2 separate regions of the Homo sapiens genome follow, and region 2 is linked to region 1. Evidence: chromatin loops called from intact Hi-C (ENCODE). Cell type or tissue: tibial artery. All regions are shown on one strand. Each heading gives the region's core, and the rest is flanking DNA. Links, peaks and the distances in the headings are about the cores only.

Evidence for each region. Peaks named below come from ENCODE experiments on the same cell type or tissue, not always from the same donor. Only the 100,000 strongest peaks of a DNase experiment are listed, where the experiment ranks them.
Region 2: a loop joins it to region 1, with 4 times the contacts of the local background. A loop is called at or near these places in 34 of 110 quality-filtered maps.

What each region holds. Positions count from the first base shown.
Region 1 is chr6:11,347,631-11,358,290 of GRCh38, forward strand. It overlaps a transcript of NEDD9 not described here. Among named protein-coding and RNA genes, the nearest start is that of NEDD9, 120 kb to the left of the region's middle. In tibial artery, for the core only: no CTCF peak of the experiment used is centred there; a DNase peak (open chromatin) is centred at 6,651; H3K27ac peaks cover 2,926 bases.
Region 2 is chr6:11,238,313-11,248,972 of GRCh38, forward strand. It overlaps a transcript of NEDD9 not described here. Among named protein-coding and RNA genes, the nearest start is that of NEDD9, 11 kb to the left of the region's middle. In tibial artery, for the core only: a CTCF peak has its summit at 3,573; a DNase peak (open chromatin) is centred at 3,584; H3K27ac peaks cover 1,700 bases.

The DNA.
Region 1 (10,660 bases), core at 3,661-8,660:
GCTTGTTCAACATGTGCAAATCAATAAATGTGATGGGTCAAATAGAACTAAAGACAAGACCCACGTGATCATCTCAATAGATGAAGAAAAAGCTTTCAATAAAATTCAACATCCCTTCATGTTAAAAACTCTCAACAAACTAGGTACTGAAGAAACATACCTCAAAATAATAAGAGCCATCTGTGACAAACTCACAGCCAGCACATCACTGAATGGGCAAAAGCTGGAAGCATTCCCCTTGAAAACTGGAGCAAGACAAGGATGCCCTCTCTCACCACTCCTATGCAACATAGTATTGGAAGCTCTGGCCAGGGCAATCAGGCAAGAGAAGAAATAAAGGGCATCCAAATAGGAAGAGAGGAAGTCTATCTCTGTTTGCAGATGACATGATCCTATAGCTAGAAAACCCCATAGTCTCTGCCCAAACACTCCTTGAGCTGATAAGCAACTTCATCAAAGTTTCAGGATACAAAATTGATGTACAAAAATTACGAGCATTCCTATACACCAACAACAGTCAAGCTGAGAGCAGAACACAATCCCATTAACAACTGCTACAAAGAGAATAAAATACCTAGGAAACAGCTAACCACGGAGGTGAAAGATCTCTGCAATGAGAACTACAAAACACTGCTCAAAGAAATCAGAGATGACACAAACAAATAGAAAAATATTCCATACTCATAGATAGAAAGAATCAACATCATTAAAATGGACATACTGCCCAAAGCAATTTACAGATTCAATGCTATTCCTATCAAACTACCAATGACATTCTTCACAGAATTAGAAAAAACTATTTAAAAATTAGTATGGAACCAAAAAAAGAGTCTGAATTGCCAAAGCAATCCTAAGTTAAAAGAACAAAGCGGGAGGTAACACACTACCCAACTTCAAACTATACTACAGGGCTACAGTAACCAAAACAGCATGGTACAAAAACAGACACGCAGGCCAATGGAACAGAATAGAGAGCTCAGAAATAAAGCTGTGCACCTACAATCATCTGATCTTTGATAAAGTTGACAAAAACAAGCAACAGGGAAAGGAGTCCTGTTCAATAATGGTGCTGGAATAACTGGCTAGGCATTTACAGAAGATTGAAACTGGATCCCTTCCTTATACTATATACAAAAATCAACTCAAGATGGACTGAAGAGTTAAATGTAAAACCCAAAACTATAAAAACCCTGAAAGACAACCTAGGCAATACCATTCTGGGCTTAGGAACTGGCAAAGATTTCATGACAAAGATGCCAAAAGCAATCTCAACAAAAGCAAAAATTGACAAATGGGATCTAATTAAACTAATGAGCTTCTGCACAGCAAAAGAAACTATCACCATAGGGAACAGACGACCTACAGAATGGGAGAAAATATTTGCAAACTATGCATCTTACATCTGTCTAATATCCAGAACCCATAAGAAACTTTAACAAATTTACAAGAAAAAACAACGCCATTAAAAATTTGGCAAAGGACATAAAAAGACACTTTTCAAAAGAAGACATACATGTGACCAACAAGCATATGAAAAAAGCTTAATGCCACTAATCATTAGAGAAAGGCACATCAAAACTACAATGAGATACTATCTCACACCAGTCAGAATGGCTATTAACAAAAAATAAAAAAATAACAGATGCTTGCAAGATTGTGGAGAAAAGGGAATGCTTATATACCATTGGTGGGAGTGTAAATTAGTTCAACCATTGTGGAAAGCAGCGTGGTGATTTCTCAAAGGCCTAAAGACAGACATACCCTTTGACCCAGCAATTCCATTACTGGGTATATACCCAAAGAAATAGAAATCATTCCATCATAAAGACACATGCACATGTTATGTTTATTGTAGCACTATTCACAATAGCCAAGACATGGAATCAACCACAATGGCCATCAATGATAGACTGGATAAAGAAAATGTGGTACATACACACCATGGAACGCTATGCAGCCATATTAAAGAATGAGAGCATGTTCTTTGCAGAAACATGGATGGAATTGGAAGCCATTATCCTCAGCATACTAATCGGGAACAGAAAACCAAACACTGCATGTTCTTACTTATAAGTGGGAGCTAAATAATAAGAACACATGGATAGATGTGGGGAAACAACACACACTGGGAACTAACTGAGGGTGGAGGGTGAGAGGAGGGAGAGGAGCAGAAAAAACAACTAATGGGTACTAGGTTTAGTACCTGGGTCACCAAATAATCTATACAAAATCCCTCATGACATGAGGTTACCTATGTAACAAACCTGTATATGTACCCCTGAACCTAAAATAAAAGTTAAAAAAATAATCCTTGGCCTATCTAGCTTAGAGAGGCTCTTAGTTTGAAAGAGACAATGGATGGTGTGCAAATTGAAGGTCACATTATCCTTCTAGGCTGAGATGTTCATAGTTCACAGTTCTTCAGGAGCTGGCCTGGGCAATACAGTTTGATCTAATACACAATAAACTAATTGACAATTGGCTGTTAATGGCCAAAGAGTGCAAGGGTTATACCATTTACATGGCATATAAAAAAGGTACATATATATCTCCAATCTTTTCATGTACATCCAGTCCTAAGGAGGAAATTATTACAGGTACAGGATTTCAGTCTGACCTCAAGAGGCAACATCTTATGGGAAAAGAGGCTTTTGAACACTTAAGCCGTGGTTTTGACAATTGTCCTTTTGGCCATGCTCAAGGGTATACATACAAAGTCTTGTATCATCTGGGCAGGGCCAAAGATGCTACCACAGGCCACCATCACCATTACATAACTCATTATTTTGCAACTCTTGCCTCATCCAAACTGTGTTTTTCTCTCAGTTCAGTTTCTCTTTCAAAGGACCTGATTACAAATTGCAAAGGCCAGGCAGACCTGGGCAACCCCAAACAGAAGTCTCATCATCTGCTTTGGCAACTTCCTCCGTGACTAACTGTGGGAGCAGAAATACAGACTCACAGACTCTCAGAGTGGACAGGATCTTAGAGGTCGGCGAGCTTGGTCTTCCCTCAATGTCACTGGTACATCAACACAATGATTGGCTTATTGAGCCCCTACTTAGTGCCAGAGGTCATGGTGGGTGCTGGAGGGGATATGACTAAGACACTGAACAAGGCCCTGCCGCTGACCTCACAGTGGGGAGACAGGTGAGTGAGCAAGTGGTCGGGATGCCCTGATACACATAGCGTAGGTAAACACTCGGGGGCTCATGTCAGGGAGTGTCAACCAGGGTCGGGGGGTGGTCAGAAAGGCGTCTTGACAGAGGTGCAGTCTTTCCACACCTCCTTGTCTTTCTTGACATATAATCGACAAACACAAATTTATACATGGTAATGTGTACAACTTGTTTTATATATACATTGTGGACGCCACAATGATCAAGCGAATCAGCATTTCTATCACCTCACAGAGTTGCCATTTTCTTTTGAGAAGTGGATTCTTAAAGGGAGAAAAGAAGTGAGCTGGCAAGAGATTCACAGGTGGAAGGGAGATGTTCCAGGAAGAGTTTACAGCATGTGCGAGGGACATGAGCCAGAAAGGAAGAGAGATGGGAAGAAGGAAGGGAGAGACAGAGAGGGCCAAGTGACCAGGACCAGGACCAGGAAAGAAAGCTGAGCTCTTTGCATATTTAGGGAACTGCCAGGAGTCCCCAGGCTGGAATGTGAAGTTCAAGGCCTGGAGCAGAGGGAGCTGAGACTGGAACAGTAGGATGGACCAGTTCAAGAGGGGCTTCATGGAGCTGGGGCTTCATCCTGATGGGGTTCAGGACATATTGCCCCTGAAAATAGAAAATTGGCATTTGAGAAAACAGCAAAAGCAGAAAGGCCACTCTCACCTTCCCTTGTTCTACCCTTCTCTCTGAGGCCGGTCATCAGTCCCAGGAAGGATTTCCTGACTTTCCCCTGAAGTAGGACATTGGACCCTGGTGTGAGTGATGCCCGCATACTCAGAGGAAAGGAACATCCTTTTTCTGAAGACACAAGGACACAGAGGAGAATCTGAGCCAACAGATGTGGTGACATTCCCTCCAGGTTATCACCCGCTTTGCTCGGTCATGCCTCTCCATGACTGTCCACTCTTCATCCAATCGAGCATAGCAAATACACAGGTTTCCCTGTTTCTCTGGTTCTTCATTTCCCCTCAAAGGCTTCTGTGTCATGTAAAACTTATATTCTATGCGTTTGTATGTTCTTCTCTTGTTCATCTGTCCTTCATTATAGGGGCCTCAGCCATGAATCTAGCAGTGGGTGAAGACATCTTGCCAGCCCTACAATTCCAAAAGCAACAAAGGACTCTTGAGGGTTGTGAGCAACACAGTCATTGGGGAACACCAGATGGCTACTGAGGTTTCTCCAGTGGTCCACAGGTGCCAGCTTCTTTCACTGTAAGGTGGGTCAAGTGGTTCACCCGTGTGTGTTCAAGTGGGGCCCAGAGCTGCCTCCACAGGCAGGGTCCCTTTCCAGTCTCCCTGCTCTTTCATGGGCCACGTTCCCAACCTCTGAAGACTTTCTGAGCCTACCCTACCCCAAGTTTCCTTTTCTTCAGGGTTAACATGTCTAATCCCTTCTCCATTTCTCTAGAAAAGTGAGTTGTCTACACCACAGGCATTCCTTCAGCCTCTGGGTGTAGATGGAGCATACAGATCTTGTCCTCATGGGCAGTGTAGATGTTTACAGACACTGAGCCCACTTGATCTGCTGTTTCATGATCCAACTCAGACATTTGCTCTTTGGTTAACTCATTCACCCACAGCCGCTCGGTGGCCGGCCTTTTTCTCTTCTGTTTTGCCCATTCCCCTGAGAACATACACTTTTTATATTGCTTTGGTTAAGCCTCAAGCATAATCATTTGGTTTCTTTATACAGCTTCTTTCTCTGAAGCTAGGACTACCCTAGTTTAGATACCCTAATGTCCACCAGCAACATGGCATCATGGTAAGGAATGGTCCTGCCAGTCAGAAAGACCAGAGTTTAAATTTTGGCTGAATTATGTAATACTTGTGTGACTTCAGGCAAGTGATTGAAACTCTTTGAGCTTCTGTTTCTTCATCTCTATAAGGCCATCAATATCTAGCTTTGTGAGCTGTGAAGATCTCAGTTAATACAGGTAACATCCTTGGTGTATAGTAGCACAAGAGATCCAATGCCTATTAAAAACAGAAGTGACAGCGGTAATAGCAATCATGATCTCGCTTTTCTACTTATAATCTGGGTCTCATTATTTAATCAGAGCCTCAGTTTCTCCATGTATTAAAAAAGAATAATAGCAACTCTTTGGCAGAGTTATTTGAGGATTCAATGGGATAAAAGCACATGTGGCACACAGTAGGCTCTTCAAGCACAAATGTGTCCTTGGCTTTTGCCCTCCAGTGGATTCTCCTGCCCTCTTGAGCGATCACCTTTGCTGCTAGGCTTTCGCCTCCATCTCCAGATGTTCCTGTCGGGGTCCCAGGCTCTTTCTGGGTGAACATCCTCTGAGAACATCAGGATCCCCTTTTTGGTTGACCAAGATCAAAGAGTTATTTTTCTGTCCCTGTTTTTCTCTTTCCTGGCTGCTAGGGGTTGAATTGTGTCTTCCTTCCCCATGAAAGGGTATGTGGGAGTCCTATCTCCTTGCACCTGCGAATGTGACTTTATTTGGAAATAAGATCTTTGCAGATTTCATCAAGTTAAGATGAGGTCATGAAGGTGAGCCCTGATACAATATGACTGCTGTTTTTGTAAAAGGGGAAGAGAACTCTGTGTGAAAGAGACGCAGAGGGAGAAGGCGGCCCTGTGAAGATGGAGGCACAGGTGTGAGAGATGCTGCCACAAGCCCAGGAATGCCCGGGGCTGCTGGAAGCTGAAAGAGGCAAGGAAGGATCCTCCCCTTGAAGGTTCAGAAAGAGCGTGGCCCTGCCAGCACCTTGATTTCAGACTGCTGGCCTCCAGAACTGTAAGAAAATCTATTTCTGTCATCTGAAGCCACCCAGTTTATGGTACTTTGTAACAGCAGCTCTGGGAAGCTGACACAGTGGCCCCACTACTAGTTAGAGTCCATAGGACTGGAAGTTCTATTAGTTTGTAAAATAAACATTCCTAAAGCCCACCTTTAACGTGGAAAACCTGGTGACTCAAATTAGAGATGTATTACATGATTATATAGAAATTGAAATAGATTGGATGGAATAGGGGCAGGTGATTAAGAAGAAAAGAAAATTGCCTAAAAAGGCCCAAGCCACCACCTTGCTCATGGATAAGAGAAAACAACTTGTAAAAGTTGAAAGGGACTCAAATGAATGTCAGGGCAGGAAGAGTGATGGGGGCCATAATTCAACGGTCTTGGGGGAGCTGGCATTTTCATGCTGATTAATCTAAGATTTCGGCTTGAACAAGGGATAAGGTTTACAGACTAAAAATTAGCCACAAGGTATAACTTTACCTCTGGCTTAACAGAAGACTGAAAGAATAAAGCAAGCAGCTGTGTCAGAACTTGCCAGGCAATGTGAAATACTGTGGTTTGAACAAAGCTGAGTTGGGCTGAGAATGAATTACAGGAAGAAAGGCAGGAAGAAAAAGAAAGAGCTCTGGGGCTATTTATTCTTTGTGTACAGGACGCATTGAAGAAAGTACTGAGTCCCACGTCACCAACCCAGCTGGAAAACGTGGGGGCAACCAAAGCACAGAGAACATGAGTCACCAGCTCCTCACTCTCAGGAGCTCCATATTTGGGAGCCCAGCAAAGGGCTTATCATTTTTCGGATGGAGTCCCATGGGTTCTGGGGCTGCTGCTAGCTTCAGCTAAATGTGGTGCGTGTCTTCAAAATTAGAACTGACAATGGTGACCTTGGAGTCTTGCAACCTAGTGTTTCAGGGGAAAATAGTACCTAGATCTCAGCAGAGTGGGGATAGAGGAAGACATGGAGCTGCATGCTGTTGCCCGTGCATCAGCCAATCAGTTGGTCAGCCCTCTTGAACTGTTTAAGACTACCATGGACATTTGCTGTTTTCACCTACCCAGCATCTGTTCCTCCTCTGCTTCTAGGAACCATCTTTTGACTTTCTTTTGGGAGACTTGCATTTCTCTCTTCTTAGACCCTGGTGCCAGGGGTGGGTGCATGGCCACAGTCTGGACAATCAGAGTATTCCATTGTCCTGGGGGCTGCAACTGGTTTAGGGAAGGGTCATAGCACAAGTCAGCCCAAACAGAGTTCATCCTAGGGACTTTTACAAAAGCTACTGGGGACAAGATGCCGTCAGCTGGGTTGCTGGGAGGATGCGGGTGTGTGGAGCTGCATGTGACCATCTTGCTATGGGTTCAAAGAGGGACCATGTCCTGATGAGGTGGAGCCCCTGTATCCACTTGTGCCTGAAGCTCTTTTCTGCTACCCAAGCTGACATACTCCATCCTTTTGTTTTCTTTTACTGGCAAGCTAAAGAGTTCTGACTAATACACAGATCTCAGTAGGGCACAGTAGGTGCCATAGCAAACATCACACAAATATATGGAAGCCAAAGAGAAAATGCATATGGTATGGTGGGTCTGAAGTCAGATAGAGGAGACATGGACACAGGAATAGTCCAGAGTATTTTAGAATACTTACAAGTATTTCAAAACACATAAAATAAGGGTATTACTCCCTTAAATCCTTCTGGAATGAGGGAATAAAAACAAATATGGTTTTTAAAAGGAAACCATAGTAATTTAGTAAGAACTTCTCAAGGGGCTAGAAAAATTTAAAAAAAAATTAAAAACCAATAGTAATTTGAATTCTTCTTGCAGTAATATGGTATAATAGCAACAACAACAACAATAATAAATCAGCCAAAACGCAAGAACTGTGGGTGTCGTGAAGTCTCCGACCTAGGGTGACGAATTCATCCTGGTTGGTCTGGGACTGTCCCTGTTTTAAAACTGAACGCTCTAATTTCTGGGATGCCTTTAGTCTTGGGCAGACCTGAATGGTCAGTCACATGTTTTCAGGTCATTTTACTTTTCTGAGCCTTGGTTTCTTCATCAATGAATGGGGCGTATGTGGCAGGAGGAGGAGGTGGTGATAGAAACATCCATGCTTTTCAAACCATATTTTTGAGAGCTTTAGGTTTTTTTTTTTAATTATTTTTTTGAGACAGAGTCTCGCTCTGTCGCCCAGGCTGGAGGGCAGTGGCGCGATCTCCGCTCACTGCAAGCTCCGCCTCCTGTGTTCACACCATTCTCCTGCCTCAGCCTCCCCAGTAGCTGGGACTACAGGCACCCGCCACCACGCCCGGCTAATTTTTTGTATTTTTTAGTAGAGACGGGGTTTCACCGTGTTAGCCAGGATGGTCTCGATCTCCTGACCTCGTGATCTGCCCACCTTGGCCTCCCAAAGTCCTGGGATTGCAGGCGTGAGCCACCATGCCCGGCCGAGAGCTCTAGATTTTTACTAAGAGCTGCAACAGCCACTGCAGAAAGGAAAGTATGAAGCAACCTCCACTCCATTTCTGCTGCAGTTGGAGTTTCTCTTGTATGTGTTTCAATTGAGATCTGCCTAACATTTGTTAGGGGAGTGGGGAAACCTGCTCTCCGAGGGACCACCCTCTAGAATTCCATGATTTTTTCTCTTTGTTATGGGGCAAATGGCTCTTATAGACCACTGGTTCCCACACCTGACGGATCCTAAGAGTCACCTGGGAAGTCTTAAAACTAAATACTGCCTGCCACACCTGGATATTTCTACTCCGTTGGAATTGGGTGGAGCCAGGGATCTGTATTTTTACAAAATCTTTGCAGGTGACATACATATAAATTATTCACAAATGTCGGTATGCTAACTATCATTAATAATATATTACTTTCCACACATCTCGCAAATGGCCAGGACACATCATTGTTTGAGACACCATGTTCCCATACATCTTAAATTTTCCGTGCATCAGGAAAGCTTGTTAAAACACAGATGGCTGGGCACCACCCCCAGGGTTTCTGTTTCAGTAAGGCTGGGCGGGGCTGGAATTTGCATTCCTAAGATACTCCCAGGTGGGCATCTGCCACCTTCAGTAGCATCATTTTAGACCACAGGCTCACTTGAGTGTCTTGACTGGTCTCTTTAATCGTTGGCATCATCATAACCCACCCCCCCCACCCTTTCCCCTCCCCCTGGTATAGCACTCAGTAAATTATTGATGAATAAATGTGTGGATAAATGTTTTATGGCCTGAATGACGTGACCTTTCAACCATCTTTCTAAAGAATATTGTGAATTACACCCCTTCGCATGTAAGAAAAGTTTCTGCTGGTATCTAAGGAATATTGTCTCATGGGACCTCAGCTGAGGACATGGGTGGGGCAACAGGATTTCCTGCTCTCAGCTTTAGAGACTGTGCTGAATACAATGAGGTGACTGAGGCCTTCTGTTCCGGAGCCTCTAGCCAAGCCCACTGGGGTCTCGTTGAGCCACCATTTTTTGGAGCTCCATTTTGCTTCGTTTTTCACTTTTGAAGGCCGGCAGATTTCCTTTTCACCCACCAATTCCTTCCAGGCTTTCTTTAGCATGTTGTCATATTTAAGTCTTTAAATTGATTTGCTGGGACATTACACAAGCGTCTTCTGGCTGCTCTAACCCTTTACTCCTGTGGATAAACTTGTCATTATCCCTCTGGAAGCCCCAAATGACCACTCCAACCCCTGCGCAGGCCCTGATCACACCCGCATCCTTTGGCTTGTTTTTCTTCTCCGTTGGTGCTGCCACAGCGGCAGGCAGCTTGGCACTGTCTTTCCACACATCTTCCGTAGTCTGAGAAATGTTTCTTGGACTACAGAGACCTATTCATGGCCACAACCCAGATCTCAAGGCTAGGCACACCCCAAATAAAGTTAGAAAGGAAGAGAAAGCCACTGACCATTATTAACCTCTAAATAGGGAGCGCCCAGTCCAAGTTCTGCAGGAACATTCAGAGGGTGTTTAACTGGCTTTGCAACTTTTATGTAACTACTTGGAATCAGAAACAACACCCAGAAAATAAATACAAATAATAAAGTAACTTTTAAAAAAGATTCACTCTCTTTTCAGGCGCTTGCTTCGGTGCTGATCATGCAGACCTCGATTAATTAGTATTCAGTCCCAATGACCCTAAGAAAACAAGATGTGTGCACAAACAGGCAGGAAGCAGTCCTTGGAAAGAGAGTTTGGTTCTGACCAGAACCTATACTTATGGAGAAGTAATCTTTTCTACGTCAGTTCTACAAGATCGGCCTAGCTGAATGGCAGTGAGTCTGCGGTGATGAGTGAAAGCAGCCTTCCCTGCCTTTCTTCCACCCAGGCAGTCCCTGTGGGTCCCGCCTCCAGAGGCAGCCATTCAACTAAAGAAGCTATGGGGCCGCATGGTGGCTCACGCCTGTAATCTCAGCACTTTGGGAGGCCAAGGCGGGCGGATCACGAGGTCAGGAGATCGAGATCATCCTGGCCAACATGGTGAAACCCCGTCTCTACTAAAATACAAAAAATTAGCCGGGCGTGCGTGCTGCATGCCTGTAGTCCCAGCTACTCGGGAGGCTGAGGCAGGGGAATCGCTTGAATCCGGAAGGCGGAGGTTGCAGTGAGCTGAGATCACGCCACTGCACTCCCAGCCTGGCGACAGAGCAAGACTCCGTCAAAAAAAAAAAAAAAAAAAAAAAAAAAGCAATGGCTCTGCTGTT
Region 2 (10,660 bases), core at 1,179-6,178, 110 kb before region 1:
TTTCTGGTTTCTGAGTCTGTGTGGCCCTGACCATGGAGCTATATTGCTGCCATTCTCTTCATATGAATGAATGAATTAATGCACTTCGTTATCTGAGCACATGTTTGTCCGCTCAATAAGGTCGAGTCTCCACCCTCGTGGGACTAAGCTCAACTGAGAAACAGGTATTGTTCTTGAGTTGTGAGGAGGGCTGATGCAGCCGTGTAAATACAAATGCACACACCCCTTACTCACGTGCACGTTGGAGCCTGTGCGTATGTAGTTCTTCTTTCATCACTCTGCCCCACTTCGTGGCTCTGCTTACCTACATCCTATCGTGCCTCCCGCTTGTACCCCATCTTCTTTATAAAACCTTTCCTAGAAAAATCTCTCCATTGTTGCTCTCCTCCCTCCAATCTTCCTCTGTATCTCTGGACTCCCGTCACCTGTGGCCTAAGTCTATGCTTCCCAAATCCAATTTCCCTTAAGAAACAATTAGAAATGCTTAGGCCTCTCTCCTTTAAGTATGAGCCGCAGTAGGCTTAGTATGAGGCTATGGAATCTACCCGTTTAAAGTGATCTTCATGGCTGTGTGCGGTAGCTCACACTTGTAATCCTAGCACTTTGGTTGGCCAAGGCAGGAGGATTGCTTGAGCCCAGGAGTTTGAGACCAGCCTGGGCAATATAGCAAGACTCCAACTCTACAGAAATAAAAATTAAAAAAAATTAACCAGGTGTGGTGGTGCATGCCTATAGTCTCAGTTACTTAGGAGGCTGAGGGGGGAGGATCACTTGAGCCCAGGAGGTCAACGCTGCAGTGTGCCATGTTTGTGCCACTGCACTGCAGCCTGGGAGACAGAGTGAGACCCTGTCTCTAAAAAAATAAAAATAAAAAAAATCTGCATATGCTCTCTAGTCAGTTTTATGTATATAACACACCATTTAGTGCTTGGTATTCCCTTACATGGTTTCTTTTGTGAGAGTTTCTTTTCCGCAATGAGATTTTGAGCAATTTATAGAAGAGGGTTCTGTCTTTTCTTTTGTTGTAGCCCATTTTGCACTTATGTAGGTGACTGAACCCCATCTTTTGTCCTCTCAAAGCCTGTGTCTTGTCTGTGCACACTGCCTTCACTGAATTCAACAGGGGGACAAATAAGCCACTTCTCAGAAGGCAAGGGAATGAGCTCCTCTCACTTCAAGGCAATAAACCTCTTTTATCTGTTGAACTGGTCAAGCTCTTGGAATGAATGAAAGTCTATTATTAGAGAAAAGCCCAAAAGAGTTTTAATGCTTGATTCTTTATATACTGTGAAATAGGGCTTTCATTCACTTTCCCTCCACTAATATTTTGGCACAAGAGACCTCATGAAGGCTACCCGACCTTACCCCGAACTACCTCGTTAGCAACAGTGTCCTAGGAATACATTCTATTTTCTGAAAGACTTGTTAAGTTCGTATTAAAAAAAATAATAGGCCAGGCACGGTGGCTCACACCTGTAATCCCAGCACTTTGGGAGGCTGAGGCAGGTGGATCATGAGGTAAGGAGATTGAGACCATCCTGGCCAACATGGTGAAACCCCATCTCTACTAAAAATACAAAAATTAGCTGGGCATGGTGGTGCACACCTGTAGTCCTAGCTACTTGGGACGATGAGACAGGAGAATCGCTTGAACCCGGGAGGCGGAGATTTCAGTGAGCCAAGATCGAGCCACTGCACTCCAGCCTGGGGACAGAGCGAGACTTCATCTCAAAAAAAAAAAAAAAAAAAAAGAAATTTGTTTCTGCAGATGGAGGTGGAGGGTAGTGTCTTCTAAAAAAGCTCCTTGACTCGTGATCCCTGAATTTCTTCTCATTTGGTTCCCTCCTAACTCATTTCGCTCTCAAGGACAAGCTGCCTGGGGTGGGTGGGGCGCTAGGCAGCAGAGAATGGAAGCAGTTTCTCTAGATCTTCTAGGTTACAGCGACGCGGTGGGTCTCCACACTGTGAAGACTTGACGAGGACCTGGTGCCTCTTACCACTTAGCTGAGCTTGAGCAGGCTGTCACTGTACAGCCCCTTACAACCACCACTCCTACTGAGCCCTCTTCCTGCTTCCTTCCATCTCTTTGAGGTGGCTTTTAATTATCCCAAGGGTGAAGCGCTAAAATGGGATGTCTTAGGCCCCTCTTAGTTCTTGATAAACCATGAAATAGAACACGTAAAACCGTGTCACTACCGTGCTACTAAAAACCTAGCCAGACCACCTTAAGTGGAGTGACTATGGCTAATATCTTAACTTGATGTTTAAAAAACTGTGCGATTGTGAAGTTTTGATGTTTAGTGTTATTATAACTTTGGAATACTTAATTACTACCTTTTTTTCTTCAAAGAATTGAAAAACGTTGACAGATTAAATTAGGTGTTAAATAAATTCACTCGACTCTAGTGAAATGTGACAAGCAATTGTGACGCTCCATTTTAGCATTTTCTTTACATGAAAGACTTGGATGAATTAACTTAAAGGTGAAGTGATAAGAAAAATTAGAAATGCATAAAGATTTAGGCTTATCTCCATAATTGTGCAAGGTTCACATTTCTACTATTTATGTGTCCCCAGCTAGGTAAAGGCATAGAGTTCAGTGGAACAAAAGGAGTTTAATAGTAAAATTGTGCAGGCTGCCTGGCAAAGCCTCTCTCTCCTGTTTTCTCTAGCCGTGAGGTGTTCTGTTATTACATGCTTTAGTTTGTCCAAATAAACAACTTGTTATATGAAACTGTCATGGAAATCTTTTCTGCTGATAGAAACTTCACACTGTGGATTTTTACAAAGGTTGAAGTGATCTGCCAACATCAAATAAACAGGAATGGACTCTCATGGCTGAAATGAGAGTGGCCGTCTCCTCTTTCCGGAGGCACTGCCCAAACACAATCATCTTGGTGCATACTACCTATTAAATGAAGGGGAGCAAAGGCATCAGGTCTTCTTCTTGCTAACCTTTGTGCTTCCTCTATATGTTCTTACATTTGAAAAGTCTTCCTGACTTCTCTGGCATACACTTTCTATGTGATGTCATGTGGTATAAGACATGATCTTTCCTACTTGCCATGGCATGACATCATGTGATATGATGCGACTTTGTAGCCCTCTTCCCCTCTCCACGTCTTGCTATTGTCTAGTTGGACTAAGCAGAAAAGGCTTATGGATTGTGTGCCCTAGCTTCCTAGATGGGCTGGATTTTCTGTTTCCAATCTACTTCCGAGCTTTGCCATTCTCCAGCGCACACTGGCCTCCGGAAGCCATCTTCCACACCAGCCATCCAGCATAGCTCCGGGGGCGGAGGTAGGGACAGTACACAATGGGGGAGAAGGGAGTGTTTTAAACACCAAATGGCCACTAGTAATGCCCAGGGTACCTCATTTCTTCAGGGGTTGGAGATGCATTTTCTCCCCCTTGTGCCTTAAAAGAGCCCAGCTGACCCAGCCCTCCAAGAAGGCCTCCCTCCCGTGCCCCGCTGCCCTCATCAGCTGAGGCCGGCCAATGTCCAGCAGGCCCCGGGCCCAGAGCCTCTGGCCTGTCCGGCCAGCCCAAGCAGCCGCCAGCTGGCGCTCGTGAGCGCATGAAAGGAATCCGGATAATACAAGGCCTGGTGGAGAGGCGGGTGAGAGGAATGTGGCGGGAACACAGCACACCCTGCACGGTTCAAGCCAAGCTTTTGAAGAGTTTGACTCGTTTTAGAAAGCAAACAAAGTGCTCCAGCTATCAGCAATCTTTTATTTTGTCTGCTAGAGGAATGCCTTGCCAGTGTGGGCCGAGGACTGGGTGGTGATAAAGACACCAGTGTCCACCCTTGACTTGCCGAACGGAGTATGGACGGAGCATTCCTTTCTGCCCACTGAGCCCGGAAATAAAGAGCAGCTCTCTTCTTTATACAAAAAGCCAAAGGGGGTCTGGCAATGAGCATGCACAAGACTTGAAGTCTCGCTCACTGGTACCCCTGAGCTTTACAGGCACTAAGTATAAGTTCTCTTAACTTGCTGAAGGCCTGGCACCCTGTGATTTCAGACTTGACGATGTAGACAAGGGAGTGTTGCAAGGGTGTTCTTGAACCCAGGGCATGCAGTTCTCCTGATTCATGCTCTAACCTGCTTTTGGAGCTTCTGGTCTTAGGAGGGGTGGAGAGTAGTGACAAGAAGAAAGGCTGTGCCCTCCTGGCCCTAGCTGATAGAGGCCATGTCTTCCCCCAGTTTTCATTTTGCCATCTTAAAATCACTCTACATTTTCAAAAGTCATCACCTGTGCAGTTCTGGTCACCAGGCAAAAAAAAAAAACTGTCTTTCCTTTTTATCCAGACAGCTCTGTGCATTTTTTTTCTCTCCTCTCAAGCCCACTCTGGGACTCAGCTCCCTAACCATCCCCTCTCTGATGTGCCCCCTAATCTTTCCCACCCTGCTCTCTGCAAGTAAGTTCTGGCCTTCCTCACCCTAAAAACAGATTCACAGTTCCTTGTTCAAAAACCTGGAGGCCAGATGAGCTTGTGGAATTCAGAATATTTCAGATTTTAGAAAGAGATTTAGAGCATATACCACATATTACAAGACACTCCCAGTGAAATCCATGGCTGTGTCCCATGAGCAAAGGCATGCATGTTTCAGCAATTGAATCTACAAAGAGTCATGCCAAGTGGGTAAAAGAATACATATCACTCAGGCCAACTCCAATCAGGCTGTGCTGCTGAGTGAGCTATCAAAATACTCCAGATTTTTACATTTTGTTACTGTGGATGAGCAAATATGAGCCACAAACAACATTCTCTGGGTCTTCAGGATCTTCCCTTTGCCACCTCTCCTTCCCCAACACTGACCAAGTGCCCTCTATCTTTCACTTGCCATGACCAGAGAGTGGGTGGTCCAGCATCCTGGCCTCCTGCTCAGTCCTCCAGGCATCTGCTTCTGACCCCTGTTCCATCAATAACCATCAAAGCCATTGATGCATAGAATAGGAGTAGTGTTGAAATTACTAGAAAAAAGAAATGAAAAAGACTGGCAAAATACAAGCCTTGATGATGATGATGATGATCATGATGATAATTGAATTCAGCTGATAAAAAATCACTCTTGTCTAATGGCTGTCAGAGCTTCTAAGCACTAGCTCTCAATTTCTGCACCTACCTGTTGGTGGGCCTGTCCAGTGTGTGGCCTGGTGCAGGTCTGCAGAACACATTTTGAGGAGTCCTGCTCCAGGGGAACCCCCAGCCTCCATTGTCCAAGCCGGGGACTCTTCTCTGCCTGCCAACTCTATGATCTCCCCTCAACTCCTGAAACTCCTTGTTATTTCCCCTGTTATGAAATCAACTCCTTCGGTTTCCAAAGCAGTGGGCTCTTCTGGTTCTTCTACTTCTCTTGCCAATGTGTTTCAGTCTTCTTTTCAGGAGCCTTTCTTCAAGGTTCCATTCTCAGCTCCTTTTCCTTGTGTATTTTCTCCCTTATCTATCTCATGCTCTCCAATGACGTCTACTCTGATGACAATCACATCTCCCAACCTGTGTTCTGAGTTCCAAGCCCTCATTTTCTACTGCACCTAAATATTCCAGAGGCATGTCATAAGCTCCTTATAGTCAAATATTGGGATGATTAATTTTATGTGTCAACCTGGATAGGCCATGCATGCTACCCAGATATTTGATCAAACACTAGTCTAGACGTTGCTGTGAAGGTGTTTTAAAGAGGAGATAACATTTAAATCAGTAGACTTTGAGTAAAGTAGATACCCTCCACCATGTGGGTGGGCCTCATCTAATCAGATGAAGGCCTTCAGGGAAAAGAGACTGAGGTTCCCTGAAGAAGAGGGAATTCTGTTCCACCAGCCTTCAGACTCAAGCTGCAACATCAGCTCTTCCCAGGGTCCACATGCTGTGGGTCTACCCTGCAGATTTTGGACTTGGAGACAACTCCTTGAAAACAAACCAATCTTTTACTCTCTTTCTCTTTACACACACACACACACGTGTGTGCACGCACACACACACATAGATACACACATGTCCTGGAGAACCCTGATTAATACACCTATGAATGATAAATTCCCTTTAAAACAGTGTCTGTTTTAAACCATTCTCTTTCTATTTATGTCCCTACCAGTCACCTAGAATCAAAACCTCAGACTGATCTTTTATTTCTTTCTCCCACCTACTTCCCACATCCAATCAGCTGCCAAGGCACATCAATATTTAAATATCAATATTTAAGACATAAATCGCCTCCTTTTCATTCATCCACAAAGGGAGAGTCCCAACCACCACTCAGGCCTGATTGGTCATAGAATACATCCTCTTTTCTACAGTAATTAATCTGAGAACTTGACATGTAACTCAGAGTCAATCCAAGATCTTTTTGAGATTTGTATATGAAGCCTGGGAGAGAGACAACTTCTCTGTCTTTGGATCATAGACTGTAAATGTTTGCTCGGTGGTGAATATGTTTTTCTCCTTGTAGAGAGAGTCAATAGCAAGAGAGAATGAGTCCATGTGCAAAAAGAAGCAAAGGCATTTAGAGTGGAGAGATGGAGAGAACCCTAATCCTGTTGTCTGTGCCTCTGGATCTAGCCATGCCTGAAGTCTACTCTTAGACAACTCAGTTCAGAAGGCCATAAATACACCTTCCTGACTAACCTAGTATAAGTTAGATTTCTTTTACATGCAATGACAGTGTGCTGACTAACCCTCTACTGGAAAGTATTTTCCTAGAAGGCAAAGACTATACCTTATTCCTTTGCACCCCCTGTGGCAGCACATACAGGGTCTTGGAGATTATAGGCACTCAGTCAATATGCTGTGTTGAACTCCCAGCTTATCTTTAAGGTATTAGCTACATTGTGAACTTGTGTGTGGGAGGAGAGGGAGACATGACCAAAAGGAGCATTTTCTGTGGCTGCTATGATGGCAGAAATAGAAATGAGACTTATGTATTAGGAACATTCCAGGGTGATGGTGGTTTGAAGCATGGTGACCCAAAGGCGAAGCAGATCCACCCTTTTATTTCAGGTTCATTGATTTTAATCCACAGCTTTAACAATGAAAGGAAAAGCAACCCATATTTTCACTATTATGTGTGTGATAGCGGCAGTGTTTTGTCTACCTGTAGATCTGTATAAATATTTATATTACATTTCCTTGCCAGTTAACTAGTACTTGTTAATCCCTGCTGAGATTTCATTCACCCATCCACCAATACTTACTAATTGCCCAATATAATGCTAGGCACCTTGGGAGCTACAAAGATGAATAATACCTAGAGGCTGCCCTACTTCTTAAATACCTATTACAGTAGCAGCCAACGCGGCTGCAGGAAGATAAACTTGCGTTGGGGGAAAAAAATCACACCGTAAAGTTATGTAAGTTTCTATTTTAAAATCATCTGGTTCTAATTTACTAAATTTAATGCTTTAGAGCCAATGCCAAAGTGCTACATTTGATTTGTGGAAATACTTTAGCACATTTTTCCATCGTGCTCTTGTACAATATATTTACCACCCTTTTGTTATGGTTAGAAAGATTATGGACCTTAAAAAAAGCCCTCTTTATGAGCTTGCTGATATTTTGTCATAAAATGCCATAAGATGGAATAAGTCTAGTAAACAATAATATTCACTTAGGAGCATTCCACATGGTTTAGTTTTTTTTTTTCTTTTTAAATTTAACAAGGATATCCATCTGGAAAATGGATGTTTAAAAACTTTCACTATGCCAAACCACTTCTTTTCAGTGCAGACAGTATTTTTTTCGGGTGGGGGAGCGGGCAGGGATGGGGATGGATGTTTAAATAGCAGTCATACTGAGCTATACTGCTAACACAATGATAATGTTAATAGCAAAGGATAAAAGAATGTCATGGACCCAGAATTCCAAGAGGGAGCTTACAGAACATTCCAGCAAAATGGACTGAATGTAAGATATCAACCTAAGTGCCATTTCTGTACTGGCTCGGGGCCTGGCACAGGGCAGCCGGGAAGAGGCACAACTTGCCTCAGGTTGAGAGAGTTCCTGGGCTGCTTCCATCTCTCTCATCCTCCCTGACAGGCTCAGTCCACTGCTGTCATGGGTTCCAGTGACAGGCAAAGGCAGATGGATCCCAGGGCCCAGGAATGAACCATCACGACGTGGTCCCCCAGGCCCCGGGCCCCACCAGTTACCTGGCAGGGCAGTACGGCCACTGTCCTGTGGCCTATCATAGAAGAATCAAGATCTCATGCCAGCATTTTTGCTGAAGCCTCCCTGACAGGCTGCGGTTTAACCAATGAAGCCTGCCTCGAATTTTCACAGTGGCATTTGAAGCTCGAGTGTGGACTGATTTTGCTCCTGCTTTTGGGCTTTGCTCAGCTTACCAAAAATGAGAGGTTTTTCACTTCCCACCCACAGAAAACAAGATGGCAGCCCGGGAAACTCTCCCTCTCCCTTGCAGTATTCTATTTCTTTAAAACAAAGAAACCTCATTTCTTTCAAACAGAGCTTAGACATCTCTTACAAAGGAAAGGCTGCAAAGGCTGGGCCAGTCGACATGTTTCCTATCCAACAGGCTCTCGTTGCCTCCAGTTACGTGACTTAGGATGCAGGAGTTCAGACGCATCAGAATGAACGACATGTGACTGTTCATGGCTCCAGGGCTTCAGACGACTGCCCTGCAACCTCCCACATCAAGATAAAGGCTGCTTGTGAAGGGACACTCTAATGTGGCTCTTCCCTGCCCAGCCAAACAAGATTTGTGCTCCCAACTCCCTTGCCTAGAAGTCCAATCTTCCCATCTCCCCTTGAAAACACTGCCACATGAAATGAAAGTTTAAAACAGTAACCAAGTAAAGAGAGCATCATGATCTCTCCCTCCTTCTGAATTCCTCTTTGGAATGTCTTTTACTTTGCTCTTCCAGTCCATTCTTTCCTCCCTGCATACTCAGCTCAAGTCTGTCCTCCTAAAATTGACGCCAGCCTCTCTAGATGAGTCCTTTTTCCTGAATTTGTACTATGCTCAAAGTCAGTTCTGCTAGTTCAACACGGAGTCCTGGTGCCATTGTCTGCCATGTATGAATCCCTAATGCTGCCCCGCCTTTCATAACACTTGACCTTAGAAGTAGGCGATCCACTATTTGACCCAAGCGATAGAAATTTGTTTTTATTGGGACATAATTCACCTACATAAAATTCACAATTTTAAAGTGTACTCTTCGGTGTTTTATAGGATAGTCACAGAGCTATAGCAACATCATCACTATCTAATTCCAGAACTTTTTCATCACTCCAGAAAGAAACACCATGCCCATCAGCCATCACTCCCCATTTCCCCCCAGGCCCCAGACCTCTGGCAAATACTCATCTCATTTCTGTTTGGCAATAGCAATTTATAACTGACTTCATGCATTTTTATTTTCAGCCTGATTTCAAAGGCTAACACAAACACGAGATTGGCTATTTACATTTTTGTATGTATTTCAAAAGATGACTTCAGTCGCATGAACACATGTATACATTTAACACATGCAAGGGAACATGGAGTGATAACAGCCAAAAAATGGTAATAAAATAGAAAAGAAAAGCAAAATTTGGGGTGTGTTGGTGATGCTTTAGAAGGCTTTTAGAAAGAAAGGAGAAAGAAGGTCCCATGAAGATGGGAGATTATTCCTTTGTAGGCTTTCCACTGGGACACATCTATTTTTCAGATTATTTTGATTTAGGCCAGGTATATTATCTTCATTTTTAAGGGTTTTTTTAAAACTCATAAAGAGTTAAAAAAAGCTCTTCATTTTAAAGAGTTTTTTAACTCTTGAAAGACAATTTTTGGGATATAGAGCTGAAAGTTTCAGGGTGCCATTTTTCTATAAGATCTTCCCAAAAGAAACATTTAAAAAGATGACATATATACCACTGCTTACTTAAAAAAAATAAAAACAATAGATTTGAGAAGGAAAAAAAAAAGAAAGAAAGAAAGGAAAGCCTTTACCATGTAGAAGTCATGTGCCAGATACAGCTAAGTGCGCCATCTCTTCTCCGTAATGGTGAATCAGGGAGGGGTTAGTAATCCTACATATGGAACCTGATGCTCAGGGAGTGACTGCCTTGCTCAGGATCACAGCAAGGATCTAACCAAGGCCCACCTGGCTTCAAACCTCATGCTTATAACCTTGTTACTGCCTTTGAACAAAATTGCAGTTCTATATATTCTCAAACTGGTTCCCCAAAAGTATCCTAATAAGAAAATTGATGTTGTACAGAAAACGGCAATAGGCATTACATCTTCTGGTCTTGGAGAACAGCTGGACAGGGAAGGGGCTTGGCTGTTCTGCTGGCTGCTCAGGGTCCTGGCTTCTGTGGCCCTCCATTCTTCATTGTAGAAGGCATCGGAGCCTTTGGCCTGACACGTCCCCAAGGCCAGGCCCATCCAGAATGGTCAAGCACTGATTGGCACTAAGCCCCCAGCACACCAGTGCTACCCTGATCTCACTTGGTTCTGGAAACTTGCTCGATGGGAAACTGAGGCCCCACCTTGGCCCTGGGATGGCTCTGCTACCTGCACACGGCTCTCCCTACAGTACTGGTATCTGAGGACTTGATGAAGTGTCAGCTGTCTCCTTTGCCAGCTACCTGCCCTCTCCTCCATCTGATCATTGAATAGTGATGTTCCTTAGGCCCTGCCTTCTCCTTCTCTTCTCTCTC